2 separate regions of the Homo sapiens genome follow, and region 2 is linked to region 1. A link is a contact called in ENCODE Hi-C or POLR2A ChIA-PET data. All regions are on one chromosome and are shown on one strand. Each heading gives the region's core, a stretch centred on a gene start or an enhancer-like site at or near the end of the contact. The rest is flanking DNA. Distances are from core to core; before and after follow the strand shown. Region 1 holds the start of MEX3D (mex-3 RNA binding family member D). Region 2 holds the start of PWWP3A (PWWP domain containing 3A, DNA repair factor).

Region 1 (7,350 bases), core at 3,311-5,810:
GTGCCTGTAGTCCCAGCTAGTCGTGAGGCTGAGGCAGGAGAATCCCTTGAGCCAGGGAGGAAGAGGTTGCAGTGAGCTGAGATCACGCCGCTGCACTCCAGCCTGGGCGACAGAGTGAAGGGATTCTGTCTTCAAAAAAATAATAATAATAAATAGGCCAGACACGGTGGCTAACGCCTGTAATCCCAACACTTTGGGAGGCCTAGGCAGGAGGATCACCTGGGGTCGGGAGTTTGAGACTAGCCTGACCAACACGGAGAAACCCCTTCTCTACTAAAAATACAACATTAGCCAGGCGTGGTGGGCACCTGTAATCCCAGCTACTCAGGAGGCTGAGGCAGGAGCATCTCTTGAACCTGAGAGGCGGAGTTTACAGTGAGCCAAGATGGCGCCATTGCACTCCATCCTGAGTGACAGAGCAAGACTCCGTTCTCAAAAACACAAAACAAACAAAAAAAAACTGTATCCTAAGCAAGACAATGGATCCCCCAGGCCCACCCCTGGGCTTCATCAGCGATGATCACGGCTCCTCTTGTCTCCCATAACCCCCACCCTGCCCGGTCAAAATGCCTCCCTTCCTATGTGATTTTCTTCCAACATTCTCCCATGAAAAAATGTCAGACGCGGCCGGGCGTGGTGGCTCATGGCTGTAATCCCAGCACTTTGGGAGGCCAAGGCGGGCGGATCACCTGAGGTCACGAGTTCAAGACCAGCCTGACCGTCATGGTGAAACCCCGTCTCTACTAAAAATACAAAAATTAGCTGGACTTGTTGGCGGATGCCTGTAGTTCCAGCTACTCAGGAGGCTGAGGCAGGAGAATCGCTTTAACCCAGGAGGCGGAGCTTGCAGTGAGCTGGGATTGTGCCACTGCACTGCAGCCTGGGCAACAGAGCTAGACTCCGTCTCAAAAAAAAAAGAAAAGAAAAGAAAAGAAAAAGTAAAAAACATCAGATGCAGAGTGGGCCTGAGAGAATTTCACATTTCACGGTGACCACAATAGTGCCACCACCTACACCAGCGCTTCCCACCTGAGGTGACTCTGGGCCCAGGGGCCACGTTTGTGGGCATCTGGGCTGTCACAACCAAGGAGGTATATTATGGGTTGAATCATGTCCGCACAAAGATGTCTGTGTCCTCAACCCCACAACTTCTGAATGGGACCTTGTTTGGAAAGAGGGTCTCTGCAGACAAGTTAAGCCAAAGTTGTACGGGAGGGGGTGGACTCTCATCCCGTGACTCCTGTTCCCATGAGAAGAGGGAAACCAGGACACATACAGGGAGACATGGGTGTGTGAAGACAGAGGCCGAGGTCAGAGCGATGCGGCCACAATGAGCGATGAGGCCACAATGAGCGATGAGGCCACAATGAGCGATGAGGCCCAGAGCCCCCAGAAGATGGAAGAGGCAGAAAGGACGCTCCCCAGAGCCTTTGAAGGGGGCGCGGCCCTGCGCACACCTTGAGTTTTGACTCTGAGGCTCCAAAACTGGGAAAGAATTAAATATTCATTGCTTCATTCATTCATAAATTCATTTGTTTATTAGACACAGGGTTTTTTCTTTGTTTGTTTGTTTGTTTTTGAGACAGAGTCTTGCTCTGTTGCCCAGGCTGGAGTGCAGTGGTGTGATCTCAACTTGCTGCAACCTCCACCTCCCGGGTTCAAGCGATTCTCCTGCCTCAGCCTCCCAAGCAGCTGGCACTACAGGCTCACGCCACCACACCCGGCTCATTTCATATTTTTAGTAGAGACAGGGTTTCACCGTGTTGGCCAGGTTGATATAGAACTCCTAACCTAAGGTGATCTACCTGCCTTGGACTTCCAAAGTGCTGGGAAGACAGGCGTGAGCCACCGCGCCCGGCGCCCGGCTGACAATGCCATTAATAATTGCAAGTGGCTGGGCATAGTGTTACCCACCTGTAGTCCCAGCAGTTTGGGAGGCTGAGGCAGGAGGATTGCTTGAGGTTAGGAGTTCAAGACTAGCCCGGGCAACAAAAAGGACCCTGTCTCTACAAATACAAAAAGTAGCCCGGTGTGGTGGTGCACACCTGTGGTCCCAGCTACTCAGGAGGCTGAGGCGGGAGGATTGCTTGAGCTCGGGAGTTCTGAGCTGTAGTGAGCTATGCTGATCCAGCGTCTACATTAATATGATGACCTCCCTGGACTGGGAGGACCACCAGGTTGCCTAAGGAGGGCTGAACCTACCCAAGTCAGAGACGGAGCTGGTCAAAGCTCTCATGCTGATCTGTCCTGGGGTCACACCTGTGAATAGCCACTGCACCCCAGCCTGGGCAACAGAGCAAGACTCTGTCCGAAAAAGAAAGAAAAGGAAAGGAGAGGAGAGGGGAGGGGAGCAGAGAAGGAAGGGAGAATCCTGGTTGATACGGTGAAACCCTGTCTCTACAAAAAATACAAAAAATTAGCTGGGTGTGGCGTCAGGCACCTGTAGTCCCAGCCACTCGGGAGGCTGAGACAGGAGAATGGCGTGAACCCAGAGGCGGAGCTTGCAGTGAGCCAAGACTGCACCACTGCACTCCAACCTGGGTGACAGAGCGAGACTCCGTCTAAAAAAAAAAAAAGAAAGAAAGAAGGAAGGAAGGAAGGAAGGGAGAGAAAAGAAGAAATGAAGAACGAAATAAAGGATGAAAGAAAAGGAAGGAAGCAAGGAAGGAAGGAGAAGAAAGAAAAGAAAGAAGGAAAGAAAGACAGAAAAAAGAAAAGGAAGAGAAAGAAAAAAAGGAAAGAAAGAAAAGGAAAAGAAAAAAGAGAAAGAAAGGAAAGAGAAAGAAAGAAAAAGAAAAGAAAGAAAGGAAGAAAGAAAGAAAAAAAGGAAAGAAAGAGAAAAAAAGAAAGAGAGAAAGAAAGAGAGATAGAAAAACAATTCCAAGCATGGGCGTGCACGAAAGAGAAGTCCAGGACCCCAGGAGGGGAAGTGGGGCTGGATGCAGCCTGGGGTCAGGAGAGAGATTTTGGGTGGGGAAGGGCTCCAGGCAGGGGGATCCTGACCCTGCCTGCCTGGAAGAAGTGGGCAGAGAAGCCACCAAAAGTGAAGGGCCCAGCAGTGGGTGGCTGTGGCTGAGGGACTAGAAGAGTGGCTGAGGGGGACCCAGGGTGTGTGAGGCGGGGGGAGGGGACAGAGGAGAAGCCTTGCTAGGCAAAGGGGCAGGCTGCCCCACTCCTGCCCAGAGAGCCCTGCCTTCGGTCCAAGTTTGCACAGCCAGCCAGGGACAGGTCTGGTAGAAGAGGGGGGCAGGTAGACCCAGCCAGACAGGTTTATCACAAAAAACCCCACAGGTGCAAGGAAGGCCCCGAAGGACAGCTGGAGGAAGAGCCGCTGGGAAAGCGGCTATTTTTTTTTTTTTTTTTTTTTTTTGAGAGGAGTCTTGCTCTGTCAACCAGGCTGGAGTGCAGTGGTGCAATCTCGACTCACTGCAACCACCACCTCCAGGGTTCAAGCAATTATCCTGCCTCAGCTTCCTGAGTAGCTGGGATTACAGGTGCGCGCCACCACGCCTGGCTAATTTTTGTATTTTTAGTAGAGTCGGGGGTTTCACCATGTTGGCCAGGCTGGTCTCTAACTCCTGACCTCGTGATCCACCCGCCTCGGCCTCCCAAACTGCTGGGATGACAGGCATGAGCCACCGCGCCCGGCAAGGGTGGCTTTAGAGGTGGACAACGCCCGTTGCGGGGAAAGGCACCCCAGAAGAGGGTGGGGCTCCACATGGAGGGTTCTGGCTGGTGTGAGCCTGCCCTCGCCATGGAAGCACCACTGTGGTAGAGAGGTCTCTGGCTGGGGGCACAGAGACCGGGTCTGTGGCCTTGGGTGGGGCGGAGGAGGTGGCGTGGAGGAGGTGGCCTGATCCCAAAGCCGGGAGCCAGCCAGAGGGGAGCTAGGAGAGACTAGGGGAGAGGGACCTCAGGCCCTGGGGTGTGCATGATTGTGGAGCTGTCCCTGGCACAGAGGCTGGGGGTGGGGCAGGGGCCTGACCCTAAAGCCCACCTGATAGCAAGGGGTACTTGGGGACTGGGACCCCAGGCCCTGGGGGGTGCACCGTGGGGCGGGGGTTGGACCCTGGCACAGAGGCGGTGGGCGGGCAGGAGCCTGACTTCGAAGTCCAGTGGGATCGCGAGGGGGACTTGGAGAGGACCCCACGCCTTTATGCAGGGAGGTGGGGGTCCCTGGCACAAGGAAGCGGGCGTGGAGCAAGAGACCTCGCTTGGGGGCGACCCGGATCTCTAGGGGAAATTGGGGAGCGGGACCTCGGGCCCTGGGGCGCGCGAGGCAGGGACTCTCAGGCTTGGGGAGGGAGCGCTGTCCAGGCAGGGGCTGAGCCGCACACACCTGCAGCAGCGCCCGCACGTGCGGATGCGCCCGGGTTCCCGCCCGAGCGCCGGGCGGAGGCGGGGCCTGGACCACGTGCCCGGCGCCGGCCCCGCCCCGGCCCCGCCCCGCGCGCCTGCGCCCTGGGGGCCGCCCATTGTTGGGCCGCGGCGTGACGTCGCGGGGGCGGGGCCGGGGCGGGGCCGCGGGAGGCGGCGGGAGGGAAGGAGCGTCCCGCGCCGCCGCCGCCGCCTCGGCCGCCGAGGAGCCGCCGCCGCCGTCGCCGCCGCCGCCGAGCCGCAGCCAGAGTCGCTGCCGCCGCCCGGCCCGGCCCGGCCCGGCCCCGAGCAGCCCCGCGCCGCCGCCGCCCCGCCCGCCCGGCCCCCCGTGCCCGCCCCCGCCGCTGGATGCAGGCGGCCGGCGGCCCAGCTCGCAGAGGCGGAGGGCGGCGCGGGCGGCGGCGGCGGCGCGGGCGGCAGGAGCGCGGGCCCCAGCGCTAGCTCCCGCCATGCCCAGCTCGCTCGGCCAGCCCGACGGCGGCGGGGGCGGGGGCGGCGGCGGCGGCGGCGTGGGGGCGGCGGGGGAGGACCCCGGACCCGGACCTGCGCCCCCGCCCGAGGGCGCCCAGGAGGCCGCGCCCGCGCCCCGGCCGCCGCCCGAACCCGACGACGCGGCCGCCGCGCTCCGCCTGGCGCTGGACCAGCTGTCGGCGCTCGGGCTGGGGGGCGCTGGCGACACGGACGAGGAGGGGGCGGCCGGGGACGGCGCAGCGGCGGCGGGGGGCGCGGACGGCGGGGCGGCTCCGGAGCCTGTGCCCCCCGACGGACCTGAGGCCGGCGCGCCCCCGACCCTGGCCCCCGCCGTGGCCCCCGGGTCGCTGCCGCTGCTGGACCCCAACGCGAGTCCCCCGCCGCCGCCGCCGCCCCGGCCGTCGCCCCCCGACGTGTTCGCGGGCTTCGCGCCCCACCCCGCGGCCCTGGGGCCCCCGACGCTGCTGGCCGACCAGATGAGCGTGATCGGCAGCCGCAAGAAAAGCGTCAACATGACCGAGTGCGTCCCGGTGCCCAGCTCCGAGCACGTCGCCGAGATCGTGGGTCGCCAGGGTGAGTGGCCCTCGTCGGGGGTTGCTGTCCTGGGGGTCCCCGCACCGTCCGCCCCGGGGAAGGGGGTCGCCCGAGCCCAGCCCAGCCCGCGCCGGACGCCCCGCACCGGACACGCCCCGCGTGGGCTCCGGCCTCGGCCGCTGCCTTTGCGCCTTTGTCCTGCAGCCGCCGCGGGAGAAAGTTGGGCGCAGCCCGCGCTCCTCCCCTGCGCGCTCCGGCCCCGCCGCCGCCTTTGTCTGGGCCGCCTCCAGCCCGGAAAGGCTCCGGGGAGCCGCGCCGCAGCCCAGGCCCTCGGCCGCCCGCAGGGGCACCCCAGAGAGGGGCTCGAGGGCCCGGGGCTCCGGCCGGGCGGGGGGCGCCCCACACCCAGCACAGGCGGCGGGGCGGGGCAAGCGCAGGTTTAGGGGTGGCTTAGGGGGGCCGCCTGCAGGACCGGGAGAGAAGGCTGACAGTACAAAGAGCGCACGTCTCAGTCTCCAGCCTGGGGCCCTGACTGGGGTGGGGACGGGACCGGGCAGGAGAGGGTCCCTGCTCCACTCTCTGGCCCCGAGTCAGGGATTTCGGGGCCTGGGGAAGGACCGGCTGTCAAAGCCACTTCTGGGGTGCAGCCTGCTGGGCAGGCCGGCGGGCGGCAGGCCCCGGGTGTGGGGTCCAGCGGTGGCATCGTCGGAGCTTCCCTCTGGCCGCCCCATTGTTCTCTTTGTTAGAGAGCGAGGCTGAGATTTGCAGGGTGACATCAGGCCGGCCGCTGCTCATTGGCCCCCGAGCTGCGGGGCGGGCGGGCGGGTGGTGGGCAGTGCCTGGCCCAGCTCACACCCACCACCCCGTTAGCCACCCGCCCGCCTGCCTCCCTCAACTTTCTCCTGCCTTCCCGCCACCCCTCCCCGCTCCTGGGTCCCCGCTGACCGCCAGTGATCAGCCAGGTTCTAGAACTTGGGGTGGGGCCTTGGCGGGGCTGGTGGTGGGGCCGCAGGACACTTGGGCTGGGGGTCCCTGCCTCCCCGGGGCCCTCGGGAATCCAGGCCAGAGAAAGGTGTGGGGGGCTGGGATTGCAAGGTCATCTATGGCCCTGGCCTCAGGCGGGGGACCACCAGGGCGCCCTCCCCTCCGCCCTTTCCCTCGGTCCAGGTGGGTGGGGCACCACAGCCTCCTGTCTTTTGGTCGTTCATTTGTCCAGCTCATGTGGGGACCCACGGAGGGTCAGGCATGGTGCTGGCCCCAGGAAGCATGCTCTGGAGTGGTGGGTGGGGAGGGACTGGGTTCTGTCTCAGTCCTGCTGGCTGCCCTTGGTGGGACCCCCTGGCAGGAGGGCGCCCTACCATCCTGTTACTGCCTCCCCATTGAGGCCTTCCACCCGGCCTCCATGTCCCATACCCAGGGCCTAGAACGGGACAGCTGCCCTGTGCGGAGTGTCTGGGAGCCTGTGGAGACAGGCGTCCAAGCCGAGGCCTGGGGACCAAGTGACCAAAGGCACGAGCCTGAGCCTCCAGGTGGTGGAGGCTGTGGCTGTGTTCTTTGTGAACGCGCTTGTCCTGGCACCCAAGGGCCTTTGAGCGAGGCTATGGCCACATGGGGAGCTGGCAGGAATCAGCGTCAGGCTGAGAGCTTCTAGACCTGTGGCCTCAGGGTGGGAATTCTCTAGGGGCAGGTCCATGGGAAATGGAGTCTGTGGGCACCAGGCTCAGCCCCCACCTCTGGCCTGTGCGTTCTGCACCCACTTACTGGGCTCTTGCTGGTGGCCGTCAGCAAGGCAGGCCCTGGGGTACAGTGGGGGTCGGGGGTAGAGTGGGCCCTGATTGCTTGTCCTGCAGGCCGCCGTGGCCCTGCGCAGATGACGGCCCCTCTCTGTGATGTGCGGACGTCTCACCTCCATTAGGGTAGAGGATTCTGGGGCAAGATGCTGGTTTTATTTATTTATTTATGAGACGG
Region 2 (7,501 bases), core at 2,157-4,656, 210 kb after region 1:
ACCAGCCAACGCCGCCAAGACATTTTCAAACATGTTTTCCTTTAGATAACAAAAGAATTATTTTCATTTTCCTCCTCAACCTTCCACTTAAACCAAAAGTCACAGCCAACTAGGAATTCATCTGCCTGAGGTTACAGGCAGCAAGAACCCTGGTGAATGGTTTTTTTTTTTTTTTCCTTTTAAGACAGAAAAGGTTGGCTGGATTTAAAAGCAAAAATGAATTCAAATTGTGACTTTTATGAAGCAAATCCTACTTTCAACTGCACAAATCACTCCTTTGTTAGATTTTCAGAGTAGATGGTAATGTCACTAAAAGCTGTTTACAGCCCAGCAGGTGTGTTTTGGTTTAAAAGGATGTGCTTTCCTTTTAAACTCGAGTATTCAATTACCTTCCCAGCCGCAGGGAAAGTGTGAGCTAGGGACCAAGCGAGCTTCAGAGGCAGCTCTGAAGATGCAGGCAGGAGGGAGTGGGGCAGGGGGAGCTCCACAAGGAAGAGCAACAGGGGAGCCAATGCCTTGGACTACGCGGGATCAGTCTCCTTGCTCTCTTCAGAACTGGGAATTCTCACGACAGATGCACCCTCGCCAATCACGCAGGACTGACCGGGGCGTCGGAATCGCCGTCATTCTAGATGATCTACACCTTCCCGGTGCCAGACGCGCCCTCGCCACAATCACGCAGGACTGACTGGGGCGTCGGAATTGCTGTCATTCTAGACAATCTACACCTTTCCCAGTGCCAGACACTCACGGAGCAGAACAATGTGCCGCCTGGTCATCAGTTATTTGCCTTTTGAACGTTAAACGCTGGTTTAGAGTGACAGGCTCAAAAACCAAATATTTCAAAATTGATGGGCCTGTCACAGACGTTTCTGAAAAAAGACACACAGATCTCTGGGAAGGAAACATCCCTATTTTCCTGGCATGGCACTGATTAAGAAACAGTCAAAAAAAAAAAAAAAAAAGGAAATATCCCTATTTTAACCACAAATAGGGTCTACCCTGAGTATAATTTACATGTATTCAGTGTTTGTACCAATCTCTCCATAGATCTCACAGAATGCCTCGTTTGGATCTTCAGCTTCCAAACTGACATAAAATCAAACTAGTTGCTTTCTCATGAGGTTATTATGAGCATTAATGAATTACACAAATGGTGAATAAGCCCATTAAGAGTGGGCTGGGCTTCAACTGTTTTGGGGGAGTAGGGGATTGAAGTATCAGAAATCTACACGGGAAAAAACAGTATTAAAACAACACAACACTTAACTTTTCCTCTAGAGAGAGGATTTGCACAGCTAGAAAATATTCCTTTCTTCTCTTATTTTTTGTTGAAGTCGCGGTTCGGGCCAAAACCTACATTTAAAACAAAAGAAAATCCTTGTTATTACAACAGCTGACAGTGAGAAACAGTGGCAAACTTTAGCACAAATGCAGCAGGTAATCCTGAAGGCCTATAACCATGGGATTTCAGATATTTGGTCCAATCCCCATTGTTTCACAGATGGGGAAACTGAGGCATGAGAGGCCAGTGGCAGACAAAGACAAGGACCTGGGCTTTTGCATTGCAGCTGAGCACTGTCTACTGAATTGCTGGAAAGCATTCCCTGAACACGACCATAATTTACTATCACAGGGCTGCTTGCCAGATCTTTCCTTGAGTTACAGCCTTACATGCCTTTTTACAGCTGATTCTTTTTTTTTTTTTAGTGTGAAAAAAAAAAGACATTTCTGGAAGTGTAACCTTGGAAGCACTAGACCAAAACCCCATTAAATGGGGAACGAGAATCAGTGCCAACCGTGTTCTGGCTCAATTATTTCACTGAAGCAAATCCTAGGTATCTCCTGATCAAGATTTTACTTGTCACCCGAAAGTCATTTCTAAGTCCTGAAGTTACAGAATAATGGCTGTCACCTTCGCAGGCCATAATCGCTTTTCCCATCGGCAGAGGACATACTTGGCATCCGCCATCATTTACACTCATGTGGCAAGTGGCAATGATTTGGCACAACGTACTCCCAGGTCTCACGCCAATGTGTCCTGGAACGAAATTTGCACGGTGGTTTATACAACTGTTTGCTGGCGATGTTAACGCAGACACAGCCCTCAGGGGCAAAGGTTAGCTCGACTTAGCCTCAAGTAGATGGTTTAATTCCACAATCTTGCATTGAGATGCTCAATGCCAAAAAGCAGACTGACAAACAGAAACGACGGGGCTCGGTATCCAGGGAGGCGCCTGCATTTTTTCATAAATAAAATACAGCACAGTCCCTCCCAAAGGTTCTATCTAGATCAGTTTTAAAAGGCTCCTGAATAAATCATCTCCGTGCGGAAGACCTGCCTCCGACCTCGGCAGGAGAGGCATTTTACACAATCAAAGCTCACAACCCTCCCCAATTTGGGGAGTTAACAGTTGACCACAGCACACACACAAAAATAAGAGCGGAAAAACGACTGCTCTTTTGGCTGCCATGTCCCTGAAAGAACGGGGACAGCTGCAGACCGTTCACAGCATCAATGGGAAGGACTGGCTTGGCTGTTGACAGAAATGAAAAGGAGGTTTGGGGGTGGGGGTGGAATTTAGCAACAACGGAGGGGGGCGTCCCCGCAGCAGGGAAGAGGAGGTTCCCAGCAGAGGTAGGGGTGGCGTTTCCAGCAAGAGAGGGGATCACAGCAGCAGCAGAAGTAGGGGTCCAGGCAGCAGGGACAAGATTTCATGGCGGAGGAAGGGTTGCGGCTTGCAGGAACGGGGGATTCAGGCAACAGAGAAGGGGGTCACAGCAGAAGCGGGGGGGCTCAGGGAGCAAGAACGAGGGCTCACGGAGGAGGTGGAGCGGAGGGTCCAGGTGGCAGGGATGGGGGATTTCACGGTTGGGGGTGGGGAATCCAGGGAAGCAGATGGGGGTCCAGGCAAGAGATGGGGTTCACGGCAGACGTGAGGGGGATCCAGGGAAGGAGATAGGGGTCCAGGCAGCAAGGATGGGGGAGCGGGTCCAAGCAAGAGATGGGGTCCGGGCGGCAGGGACGGGAAAAGGAGTCCAGGCAAAGTGAGGGGCCCACGGCGCCAGGGGCGGAAAAGGGGGTCCGGGCAGAGTGGGGGACCCACGGCGGTAGGGACCGGGCGCTCCCGGAGGAGTCTCTAGGCCGGGGCCCCCCCTCCCCCCAGGCCCGGCCTCCTCGCCTCAGCCCCGCCCGGCGGAACCGAGGGGACGCATCCCGCGGGCTCACCGGGCCCCCGGCTTTCCCCAGCGCGGCGCCCCAAGCCCGGGCAAGGAGGCCGCAGCGGCCGCAACAGCGGAGGACCCGCCCGCCAACCGCTGCCGTCCGCGCCGCCCGCGCTCACCGCCTCCGCCACCGCCGCCGCCGCCGCCGCCGCCGCTCCCCGCGGGGCCGGGGGCGGGGCTTGCCTCGCGGCGGCGCCAAGCTCCGCCCCCTTCCGCCCGCTGCCCAATGGGACGCGCGCGCTCCCAAGGAGCGCCGGCCTCGCCCTCTCCGGCGTCCACGGCCGCGCGCCGGCCCCGCCCCTTCCGCCGCGCGTCTACCCCTTTTTCCCGGGAGTGCTGCCTGAGGAGACCGGTTGGCGGGGCATGTGTGGCCGCTCCCGGGCGCCGCCCTCCCGCGCTCCCGGCCCTTTGTCCTGCAGTCAGACCCCGGACACCGCCCTCGCGGGTCTCGGTGGGAAAACAGGCTCCCCCGCCCGCGGCGATCCCTGAGAGAACCTTCCAGAACTTTCGAGAATCTTCCAGGTCCTACGGCACCTCCCAGCCCGGGAGCTGCGCGCCACGGACCCAATTCCAGCAGATCCCAACCGATCCCAAAGCCAGGCATCCCCGCAAAGGCGTCATAAGCTTCTGAACTAGAGCAGGACCCACCTTGGGAGGGTCCCAAGACCCCGGGGGGCACCGGAAACAGCCGCGGGTGGCGGGAGCCCCGGAGCGGTCGCTCCATCAGTGTCAGGCCTTTCCCTGAGCGGTTTTTGATTTTTTTTCAGACGGAGTCTCGCTCTGTCACCCAGGCTGGAGTGCAGTGGCGCGAGCTCAGCTCACTGCAGCCTCCTCCTGCTGGGATTACAGGTGCGCGCCACCCCACCCGGCTAATTTTTGTATTTTTAGTAGAGAATACTAAATGTTGATCAGGCTGCTCTCAAGCTCCTGACCTCAGGTGATCGGCCTGCCTCGGCCTCCCAAAGTATTGGGATTACAGGCCTGAGCCACCTCGCCAGCCCCCACAGTTCTTTAAAAGCAAAGGAGGCCGAATTGGCAGATCCTTTAAGCCCAAGGATTGGAGACCAGCCTGGGCAACATGGCGAGACCCCATCTCTATAAAAAAGATACAGGCTCACTCCTGTAATCCCAGCAGGAGGCCGAGGCGGGCAGATCACATGAGGTCAGGAGATCGAGACCAGCATTGCCAACATGGTGAAACCCCGTCTTTACTACAAATAGAAAAATTAGCCGGGCGTGGTGGCGATGCCTGTAATCCCAACTATTCAGGAGGCTGAGGCAGGAGAATCGCTTGAACCCGGGAGGCGGAACTTGCAGTAAGGGGAGATCGCGCCACTGCACTCCAGCCTGGGCAACAGAGTGGGACTTCGTCTCAAAAAAGGAAAAAATTAAAAGACTTACAGCAGCATTCGTCACGCACTGGCCCCGACTCTTCAAGGGGAAGGGGCGACAGCAAAGCCGGCTCTAACTTCTTTTTCCTTCTCACATTTGCGGGAATAGAAGGTTTGTGTCTTCGGTCGATCCCAGCAACCTCAGCGACTGATTTTTTTTCCTTTATCAAGTTGAGAATGTTCACCTTTCACTTGTTTTTTATTTTTATTTACATTTTTGAGTCGAAGTTTGGCTCTGTGGCCCAGGCTGGAGTGCAGCGGCCCAGTCATAGCTCACTGCAGCCTCAACCTCCCAGGCTCAAATGATCCTTCCACCTTAGCCTCCGGAGTAGCTGGGACCACAGTGCGCACCACCATGGCTGGCTAAGATTTTTATTTTTTGTAGAGAGAGGGTCTTGCTATGCTGGCCAGGCTGGTTTCGACCTTTTGGGCTCAAGTGATCCTCCCACCTCGGCTCCCCAAAGTGCTGGGATCACAGGTAGGATCCACCTTGCTCAGCCGTCTCAGTTTGTCTATAAAATGGGGGTGGTGGTCTGTGGGTGGTTGGCAAGAACTATGTCTCTGATATCCTCTCACGTTAAATCTGAGCTGGCGGTGGCTCAGGCCTGTAATCCCAGCACTTTGGGAGGTCAAGGCAGACATATCGCCTGAGGTCAGGAGTTCGAGACCAGCCTGGCCAATATAGAGAAACCCCCATCGCTACTAAAAATACAAAAATTGGCTGAGCGTGGTAGTGTGCACCTGTAATCCCAGCTATTTGGGAGGCTGAGGCAAGAAAATCTCTTGAACCCAGGAGGCGGAGGTTGCAGTGAGCTGAGATCGCGTCAGTGTACTCCAATGTGGGTGACAGAGCAAGACTGACTCTGTCTCAAAAAGAAAAAAGAAAAAATCCTGGGCTGGCGTGTGACCTGCTTCAGCCCAGGGAATACAGCAGAAGGGGTGCTGTGCCAGATCCAAGCCTCTGCCTCAGGAGGAGTGGGGCCCAGTGCGGTGGCTCCCGCCTGTGCTTTGGGAGGTGCTTTGGGAGGCTGAGATGGGAGGATCACATGAGCCCAGGAGTTGGAGACAGGCCTGGGCAACATAGTGAGACCCTGCCTGTACAAAAACAAAAAAGAATTAGCCAGGCATGGTGATGCACACCTGTAGTCCCAGCTACCCAGGAGGCTGAGGCAGGAGGATTGCGTGAGTCTGGGAGGTCGAGGCTGCAGTGAACCGTGATTGCACCACTGCACTCCACATGACAAAGCAAGACCCTGTCTCAAAAACAAAACAAAACAAAACACAGCGTGGCAACAGCTCACGCCTGTAATCCCAACACTTTGGGAGGCCAAGATGGGAGGATTCCTTGAGCCCAGGAGTTCAAAGCTCCTATGAGCTCAAATGAGGTATATTTTTTTAATTTGTTTTAGAGACAGAGTCTTGCTCTTGTTGCCCAGGCTGGAGTGCACTGGTGCAATCTCGGCTCGCTGCAACCTATACCTCCCAGGTTCAAGCCATTCTCCTGCCTCAGCCTCCCCAGTAGCTGGGATTACAGGCACACGCCACCACACCCGCCTACTTTTTGTATTTTTAGTAGAGACGGTTTCACCATGTTGGCCAGGCTGGTCTCGAACTCCTGACCTCATAATCCACCCACCTCGACCTCCCAAAAACGCTAGGATGACAGGCGTGAGCCACCGTGCCTGGCCTCTGGCTCTGGTATTAAATAAATTAATGCTTTTAAAGTACTTGTGCCAGTGGTGAAATGTTAGGTCTTATTTTATTAAATGTCTTCTCCATTCGTCTGTGAGTTCCCTGAGTCCTGTTTTCTTCACCATTGTAAGCCCAGTCCGTGTCACCGAGCGCTCACTCAAATTTTGTTTAAAGAATGAATTTCTCTCCTAAACCATAGAGATTCACAGTTGCAATAAAGCGGCTGCTTCTAAGGCAGCACAAAGGCCTGGCAGGTCGATGCAAGAACGTCCTTTCACAGGCTTCTTCCGGCTCCACGTCAGTTATGGCTTTAATTAAAACGTTTCCCCTTCTGCGGGAAATGTATCATACACAATTCCCTCTGCTACTCAAGGCGTTGTAAGACAACGGTCGCTATCGTATTTTTATTAACCAGACCGCTATTGTGAGACATTTCAGCGATTCCTGATTTTTCCATGATTTAAATAAGGCCGCAGAAAGCAACTCTCCTATGTAAATCTTGGTGCACCTCTGATTATATCCTTATGATAAATCCCTGGAGGCGGAAATTGCTGGGTCTGAGGGTCTGGACATCCTCAAGGCGTTTGACAGATGACGTCAAGTTGCTTTTCAGAAAGGTACCAATTCACATTGGCGGCAGCCCCGCATTACCACGGCCCATCTAACACCCTGCACGAGGGCCGGGCGTGATTATTTCTCTCATCTTTGTTAATCTGATGATGGGTGAAAAATGTATTAAGTTTGATACTGAACCATGAACTAAATCAAAGATTAAAACACACAGACACACACCTAGTGTTCCAGCCTGAACCAGAACTGAATCTATATTTTCTAAAGTGATTGAACTGTAACATCAAAATAGCCTCTGAACTGAAACTCAATCAGTGTTCCAACCCATTCAAGTCCCTAATTAGGCCATAAGGGGACCACACTGGAAACCTTGACCAGACCTTGACCTTGTTAACACGGAGCTACGACTGCCAGCTTTGACGGGGCCCCACTGCCAAGGAGCTTTACAGATGTCCAATTACCAGCCCCCTTCACACAAGCCAGGTTTTTACATAGGAAATTCAGAACACAAGAGAGAGGGCTGTCACTGGTGTTTCTGGAGACCCAGGGGCTCCACGGAAGTCAGGATTGTCTTGGGGAGACCAGGATGACTTGAGCCCAGAAGGTCGAGGCTGCAGTGAGCC

Evidence for each region. Hi-C counts contacts between places; a loop is a spot of excess contacts on that map. ChIA-PET counts read pairs that join two places held with the same protein, here RNA polymerase II (POLR2A). Pooled maps may share reads with other maps.
Region 2: a loop to region 1 is called in a pooled map, with 4 times the contacts of the local background. The contact joins the promoter of PWWP3A here to the promoter of MEX3D in region 1. A Hi-C loop is called at or near these places in 2 of 50 pooled maps. POLR2A ChIA-PET finds 5 or more read pairs at or near these places in 4 of 52 experiments (A673, activated B cell, activated T-cell and 1 more).

Annotation. Positions count from the first base shown.
Region 1 is chr19:1,565,535-1,572,884 of GRCh38, reverse strand. It overlaps MEX3D (mex-3 RNA binding family member D), which reads left to right and starts at 4,560. Exons shown (of 2, transcript NM_203304.4): 1 at 4,560-5,421. The coding sequence starts at 4,827. It also overlaps the pseudogene RN7SL477P. RefSeq lists silencers at 4,281-4,330, 4,371-4,560.
Region 2 is chr19:1,350,864-1,358,364 of GRCh38, reverse strand. PWWP3A (PWWP domain containing 3A, DNA repair factor) reads right to left here and starts at 3,406. Exons shown (of 14, transcript NM_001369789.1): 1 at 3,230-3,406; 2 at 1,916-2,041; 3 at 1,271-1,356. The coding sequence starts at 1,972. RefSeq lists silencers at 3,198-3,267, 3,328-3,617, 3,502-3,662, 3,648-3,747 and an enhancer at 2,720-3,605.